Linked DNA regions of Homo sapiens: region 1 is linked to region 2. Evidence: read pairs that join two places in POLR2A ChIA-PET (ENCODE). Cell type or tissue: OCI-LY7. All regions are shown on one strand. Region 1 overlaps STRBP (spermatid perinuclear RNA binding protein). Region 2 overlaps STRBP (spermatid perinuclear RNA binding protein).

Region 1 (4,000 bases), 65 kb before region 2:
CCCCACCCCACAACAGGCCCTGGTATGTGATGTTCCCCTTCCTGTGTCCATGTGTTCTCATTGTTCAATTCCCACCTATGAGTGAGAACATGCGGTGTTTGGTTTTCTGTCCTTGCGATAGTTTGCTGAGAATGATGGTTTCCAGCTTCATCCATGTCCCTGCAAAGGACATGAGCTCATCATTTTTTATGGCTGCATAGTATTCCATGGTGTATATGTGCCACATTTTCTTAATCCAGTCTATCATTGTTGGACATTCAGGTTGGTTCCAAGTCTTTGCTATTGAATCTCACATAGTTTATCTTAATGTGATCTTCTGGGAGAGGCAGTGAGGTGTCTTTTTCTAATTTTTTCTTGCCCATATTTAATATTGTAGATGTGCGGTGGTTCTTTCATAATGAAATAAAGCCTGTTTATTTTTACATAGCTTGTTTTAGGTGGCTTATATTAGTATTAACAAAATTGAAGGTTTCCTAGTCAGTTACTGTTTTGAGAGTAAATTTACTGGATTCCATAACAAACTGTTTGCAAAACATTACTTGGGATTTTTAAAGAAAGTATTTTTATATTCTCTCTATTGCATTTCAGGAAAAAAAATCCCTAAATATTTAAGTTTCATAGTTTGAATATAGATAGCATAGTTGTTTGTTGGTTTTGAGATTTTTATTTTTATTTTTGAGATGGAGTCTCACTCTGTCACTCAGGCTGGAGTGCAGTTGCATGATCTCAGCTCACTGCAAGCTTCGCCTCCTGGGTTCACGCCATTCTCCTGCCTCAGCCTCCCGAGTAGCTGGGACTACAGGCGCCCACCACCATGCCTGGCCAATTTTTTGTATTTTTTAGTGGAGACAAGGTTTCACCGTGTTAGCCAGGATGGTCTCGATCTTCTGACCTTGTGATCCGCCTGCCTCGGGCTCCCAGACTGCTGGGATTAACAGACGTGAGCCACCGCACCTGGCCTAGTCTTGAGATTTACCCAAAAACTTTGAAAATAAGTTTTTGGGAATTTATTCATAATTGCCAAAATTTGGAATCAATCAAGATGTCCTTCAGTAGTTGAATGGATAAATTGTGGTATATCCATACAACAGAATATTATTCAGCAATAAAAAGAAATGAGCTATCAATCCATGAAAAGATGGAGAAACCTTAAATGCATATTGCTAAGTGAAAGAAGCTAGTCTCAAAAGGCTACATATGATATATTATTCCAACTATATGACATTCTTGAAAAGGCAAAATTATAGACTGAAAAAACTTAGTGGTTACTAAGGGCTTGGGGGTGGGGAAGGTGGGAAGGTCAAATAGGTGGAGCATAGGGGATTTTCAGGGGTGTTAAACTAAAACTATTTTGTATGATACTGTAATGGTGAATGCATGTCATTTGTAAAAATCCATAGAATGTACAATGCAAAGAGTGAACCCTAATGTAAACTATGAACTTTAGTTAATAATAATGTATCAACATTGGTTTATCAGTGGTAACAAATGTACCACACTAAGGTAATATGTCAAGAATAGGAGAAACTATGTGTGGTGGGTGGTGGGTGGTGTGTGGTGGGTGGTGGGGAGAAGAGGTATATGGGAGTTCTTTCCACTTTCCACTCAACTTTTCTATAAACCTAAAGCTGCTCTAGAAAATAATGTCCATTAATTGAAAAAAGTGCTCAATTAAAAAGTGACACACATTCCTTTATATATAATGCCACCTTCTGCGTAAGCTGTTCTAAGGAGTGCATAGTTAATATTTTTCTAGGCTTAGTTTTTCAGAGAAATTTACATACATCTGATGTATAAACAAAATGTTTCTATTTGACATTAGGAAATTTGAGGTGTGTTTTTTTCCCGAAACCATTTATTGGGTGTATACTATTTGTAAGATATTATTAGGTATTTTTATATAACCTGTCCATTTAGTTTGGAGTAGATACTAGTCAGCCCATTTCATGGGTGAGAAAACTCTGGCTCAGATAAGGGAAGTGACAAAGCTGGTACTTGACTCCAAAGCCTGTGTGTTCTATGGTCACATAGACTTTTTTTTTTTTTTTTTAAATAGCTGAAGTTTGTCCTCTATAGGAAATGTAAGTCCTTTAGAGCCAAAACAGTATTAAAGAGGATTGTCTAGATATGAATCTTGGCTCTACTGTTTACTTTATGGTCTTACTTAGGTTGTGTTATCTGTTTATGCTTTAGTTTCCTTATGTGTTAATTGGAGACAGTAATTGAGATTGTTGGGAGGCTTGAGTTAATATATGAAAAGTCTTAGGAACAGTGAGTACAAAGTCTGAGCTACATACATGTTATCTACTAATTAGTAGTGGAATTATTTCTCATTTTATTAAGAAAGGAAACAGAGACCCAAGGAAATTAAGTGACTCTTTGAGTCACATAACTTCTAAGGTCATATAGCTATTAACTAGCAAAGTTAGTTTTTAAAAAAATTTTAAGACCAGAATTTTATCCACTAGGTTGACCTTTTTTTTTTTTTTTTTTAAAAAAAGAAAAACTCTTAAAAGCTATTGTAGTTTCTCCATTTCAGTTTAGAGTAAATCAGACATATTATAAATTTGGCTTTTTTCTCAATCAGATTGATAAATATTGGGGAAAAAGCATTGGTCTGTAATTTAGGTTTCAGACCATGTCTTGTCCCTTGTTTGCTGATTCTGTTTCATTTTTAAAATGAGGGTAGAGTTGGTCAGATGATTTTTAAGTTTGTTTTATAGCACCAATAGAACATACAGTGAATATACAGTGAATAGAGATACAGTTTTTTTTTCATGAGTTATTGCACTATGCTATCATACTCTGAAGTTCCCAGAGGTTCTTGATGGTAGGGTAGTTACCCCCCATGCTAAATGACTGTGGAGTGCTGTACTTTTCATATTGGTGATCCATGATTTTTCCACTACATCTGAAGCTATTTCATAGCATTGTTCTTCCTTTTCTGCCTTCAATCTATTCAATTATTTTGAGACCAGGGTCTTGCTCTGTTGCTCAGGCTGGAGGGCAGTGGTGTGTTCATGGCTCACTGCAGCCCCACCCTACTGGGCTCAAGTGATCATTCCACCTCAGCCTCCTGAGCAGCTGGGACTACAGGCATGTGCCACTATGCCCACCTAATTTGTTGTTAATTTTTTTGGTAGAGATGGGGTCTCACTGTGTTGCCCAGGCTGGTCTTAAACTCCTAGGCTCAAGTGATCCTCCTGGCCTCAGCCTTCCAAAGTGCTGGGATTACAGGCGCGAGCCACCATGCCTGGCTGGCTCCACATTTTTTTTTTTTTTTTTTTGAGACGGAGTCTTGCTTTTTCGCCCAGGCTGGAGTGTAGTGGCGTGATCTTGGCTGACTGCAAGCTCTGCCTCCCGGGTTCACGCCATTCTCCTGCCTCAGCCTCCCGAGTAGCTGGGACTACAGGCACCCGCCACCATGCCCGGCTAATTTTTTTGCATTTTTAGTTTTTGTATTGTTAATTTGTATTGTTAGTTTCACCATGTTAGCCAGGATGGTCTAGAACTGGCTTCACTAATATAAAGAAAGCTTGTGTACTTTGTTTCACTTGTTGACTGAACACATAGCAATCGTTTTTGGCTGCTGGATTCACAGCTAAATAGTGACTAGCCGAATCCCTTAGAATGGAGTAGGGTTGGGAATGGGAGATGCTGAAGACTTTGGTTATATAGTAAGGTATTTATAGGAAAGGTAAAATTTTAGTATTGTATTTAGTATTATGTTACTTAGATGGAGCATTTTTGAGATATCTCTTACTGTGGGATCATATTTTGATCCCTGTTTTTTGGTTGTCCAAAAGGATCCCATGAATTGCAGCACTTATGCATTCCTTCCTTAATGCGATATGAGTAATAATAAAGTAAGTCCCATTTATTAGAATCTCTTCTGTTAAATAGTATCATTTTTTTAAAGAGATAGGGTATCGCTCTGTTGCCCAGTCTGGTCTCGAACTTCTGGCTTCAAGCAATCCTCCCGTCTTGGCCTCCCAAAGCA
Region 2 (4,000 bases):
GATTCATTGAAGGGTCTCCTTTCCTCTTCAATTACATCAGAATCTAAAGCAGCAACAGGGTCCCCATAAAAACTTGCTCTTCGATTGTCCCAGTTCTTGTTGAGTGCTGCTGTGAAAAGTGACAGGTTTCAGCCATGGGTCAGCATTTCTTTTTAAGACACCTGATGATGCTGGTGGAAATGGATCAGTGGGTAACATTGTGCTGTTCTGTAAAGGGTGCAGACCTAAGTCCTCCACTTGCATTCTCACCTTGTTTGGAAAGCCAATGATGTTACTAGGTCAATGGTTTCATTAAGGTACTCACCCCCATGAAGGAGCAGCAGTGTGGTCCCCTGTCAATATTTATAAGGCACCATGTCTTAAAAATGTCTGTTTTTAGTATGAATTAGCTTTCATTTTCCCTATTCAGTTCTGCTTTTGGGAACTTGACAGGGCCCATCCATGAGAATGGGCTTCACAAAATATGGCAAATGTATGTACCAAATTCCTTCGGGACCACTAAATAAAGGTGAAATGGGCAATGTACAACAAATGTTAGTGTCACTTCTCAGATATATATTACACAATGATTAGTTTGTTTCTTCTCCTTGGTCTTTTGTCTTTATTAGTGGTGGGTGATACTTTAATAAAACCTCATCACTTGCTGGAAATAGCTGTAACTTATCATTCTCATCCTGTGCATTAGTGGCTAGACATAAACAAGAGGGCCCATTTCAGCTGGGAGTTTTCATGTTTCATTGATGCGTTTTGCTGACCTATGGATGAAACAGAGCCATCACTGAGAAGAAAAAGCATGGCTGATAGTGTCCAGTTTTTATTAATTAAATCTTTACAGTAGTCCTCATTGTCTTTGGAATACTATTAATTGGCAGCTGCGGCTGTATTGTTATTTGAAATTGGTCATCAAATTTGGATTCCACGTTGGAATCTCTAGATATTTCTCGTTAGAAAATTCTTTTGAAGTAGCTGACTCTGCTTCATAACTCACGCGCTCTGTAATGGTGAAAAGGGAGCTGTGCTGTTTTCCAACATGATGGCAGTCATTTCAAATGGTTTCTACCAAGTCTTTTTTTTTTTTTTTTAATTTTGTTGTTTGTTGGAAGTTACTAACCATGTTGTAAACCTGCCCAGTTGCTGCAAACTTTTACATTTCTCTGCTTTACTTAAAATAATCGAGCTGTCAGTCCTTTGTTAGAAGTGGTAACCATGCAAGTTCAACTGTTTAAATTCTGTAATGAATTAAGTGTCCCCCCACCTGTTGCCCTTCCCACCCTTCCATTTTGTAATGAAAATTCCACTTACAGCTGAAAGAGCAGAGAAATATAAATGAAGCTCTTGGCTTCACCAAATTGCCTGAGATTAACATGAAGTTTTGCTTCTCTGCTCTTTTCTCCACTGTAGGTGGTTTTTTCATTGACAGCCCCTATTGCCAGCCTCTGAGCGTCGCACCATTTATTATTCACTTGGGCCCTCAAGATTTCTTCTCTGACTTCTAGAACCATCAGGTTGTCTGGCTTGAAATGGCAATTTCTATGTCTTGGTCTTAAGAGCAATGTGACACCCTGAGGCTATCCAGCTTTCAGACACTCCACTCTGACACCCTCTTTTTGAAAGCAATGACTGATCATTTTAAAGAAGAGCAATACTTTGTTCAAAGCCACGGTGTCTGTTTTAAAACTTTTCCTTTGGAAACCTAGCAATATCTGTACTTAACCCCTTTTTAGCATAGTTTCTTGTCAGGGAGTTTACAGGTCAGTGTAGAGCTTAAAATTAGCGTGTGAGCTGTGCTATGTTCTGACAGTTTTTTACACTTTTTAGCACATAAATAGTTACATTCCTGACTGCGTCAGTTAGCGTTACTATAATTTCTCAGAGATAGGGGTCCTCCTTGAAGCCATATCCTCTGCACGGGGACTGGCCCCTAGCCAGGGATGTGGCTTGCAGCTTGTGTTTCTTCAGGCTGCAGGAGTACCCCATCTCTTGTGCAAGGTAATTGGTCCAGTAGATTTCCAACATACCTCATGCTGACTAGATGAAGTGCATGGGTGGTGAAGTAAGGAGTTGAGTTTATATAGTTCTGAAGTCGTTTGTAGTCTCTCTCAAATTGTTAGCCTGGGGAACAAACCACTGAGAGATTTTGCTGGTATTGGCCTTTTCTTTTTTTTTTTTTTTTTAATTTTGGGTGAATGTTTGAAAATCATGAATCAGCCACCATTATTAATTGAAGAGCTGGGAATACCTCGTTAATGTATTTTTAAAACTGGTGTTGGACCCTCTGTGTATTTCAGGTTAATACTTTTAAGCAGTTTTCAGCACGTTTATCTCACTTTATTCTCGTTCTCCTCGGACCTTCGTAGCCATATCACTTGTATAAAATAGGCTGAGATATAGTGACTGTAAGCTGTGATCTCAGTATACAAAGGTAAGCTCTTTTATTTTCTGATTAAAGAGAAAAATAGTCAATTAAGACAACATGCATATATGACAATCATATATGATGTATTTGATCTCTTAGGTCATATGTCATCGCATTACCTTTAAAAATTGTATGGTCTAAATGTAAAATAGTTATTTTTCAACATTTGTTTTAATACCCTTGTAACTGCTTTTTACTCAAGACAGACATTTCACTTACACTAAGTGTGTGTGTGTGTGTGTGTGTGTGTAGAAACTTAGGATATAACACGTATGTAAATTACACACACATACCTGTTTAAATGTAAGAATTCAGTGATAGGAACAGTTCATCTAAGAAGATTTTAATGACAGGGCACTCTTTTGGCCAAAGCAGTGGAATTTCCTAAGCAGCAAGGTTGGTAATAGTGCTGGTAGGATCTGTATGTGTAAGCTGTTACACAAGCTGAGGATCAAAGTGCCAATTTCTCAAGGAGAAAAACTTCTCCGAGAAATGAAAGTCTCTGATCTGTGTTGTATGCCCTAATACAACAACAGCAAGAAGCCATAGAAAAAAGCAATAGAAAATGAAAAAAAAAAAAAACAAAAACAAAATATTATGGTAACTATGGAAAAGTATATAATTGACTGAGCTAAGTTAATTATTTGCAGAACCAACTTCAGCAAGACTCGGGTGGTGAATATCGAGTCTGCAGAGACCAAATAGACTTAAAGCAATCCATCTGTCTTTTCCAGGTTAGGTAGCTAGATTATTTATTTCCCACCTTATTCAACCATCATGGAGTTCATGTAAAGATGTGAGGGTTAGGCAGACATTTTAATAAAGATTTGCTTCATTTAGGTGTGTCCCATAAATGCATTTAATTGTGTTAGATGTTGTGTGCTAAGGCTGTATTTGATATATGTAGATTAAAATGAATTTCATGTTTCATATTTGTTTCTAAGTAGCAGTTTCTTTTGATGACTCACTTTAAAGTTGCTGGAACAACTCTTGTTTTTTTCCATGCAGAATCTGTATGTACATTTAATGTGGCTTTGGCATCTATAAAAGGTTGTATGAGGTATAGCTGACTAGTACTGAGTGCGATCCAGTCCTGCTGAAACAGCCCAGTGCCTATTAGGTACCAGGTCCTCTTCTGGGTACAAGTGAACAGAGGCTGTGACCAGTGGAAGCATTTTAATTCTGACAGTCTCCTTGTTGTTGGAATTGGGCCTATTACAAATATCCTACTTTGGGAACCAGATACTTAGTTAACTGTGGCAAAAAGAATATTAGCTCAGTTATTAGTTTAATTATAAACTATTTAATAATGTAGGCCCTCTGACATCACCAAAATAGGCGTCACTTGGAAATTCACTCATTTAAAATATTTCCCTGGCAGTTTTGAGAGCCTGAAACCTACTCTGGTTTATGTTCATGGACCTCTGTCCAATAAGTGAACGTAATGAAATGAATTCATAACAAATACTCCGGTCCTTTCCAAGTAGTTTTTATAGTAGAACAAAGGACAAAGTGGTTAATTTAAACACGGAGCACATTTTTTTTAATGACAGATGAGAAAGTTTCACCCTTATAATCAGTCAT

Evidence for each region. ChIA-PET counts read pairs that join two places held together with the same protein. Peaks named below come from ENCODE experiments on the same cell type or tissue, not always from the same donor. Only the 100,000 strongest peaks of a DNase experiment are listed, where the experiment ranks them.
Region 1: POLR2A ChIA-PET joins it to region 2 with 5 read pairs; 2 of 35 experiments call an interaction of 5 or more read pairs at or near these places.

What each region holds. Positions count from the first base shown.
Region 1 is chr9:123,185,319-123,189,318 of GRCh38, reverse strand. All of the region lies in intron 2 of STRBP (spermatid perinuclear RNA binding protein), which reads left to right. Among named protein-coding and RNA genes, the nearest start is that of MIR600HG, 72 kb to the right of the region's middle. In OCI-LY7, no CTCF peak of the experiment used is centred here; a DNase peak (open chromatin) is centred at 1,978.
Region 2 is chr9:123,120,615-123,124,614 of GRCh38, reverse strand. It overlaps STRBP (spermatid perinuclear RNA binding protein), which reads left to right. Exons shown (of 19, transcript NM_018387.5): 19 at 1-2,998. Among named protein-coding and RNA genes, the nearest start is that of MIR600HG, 7.1 kb to the right of the region's middle. In OCI-LY7, no CTCF peak of the experiment used is centred here; no DNase peak of the experiment used is centred here.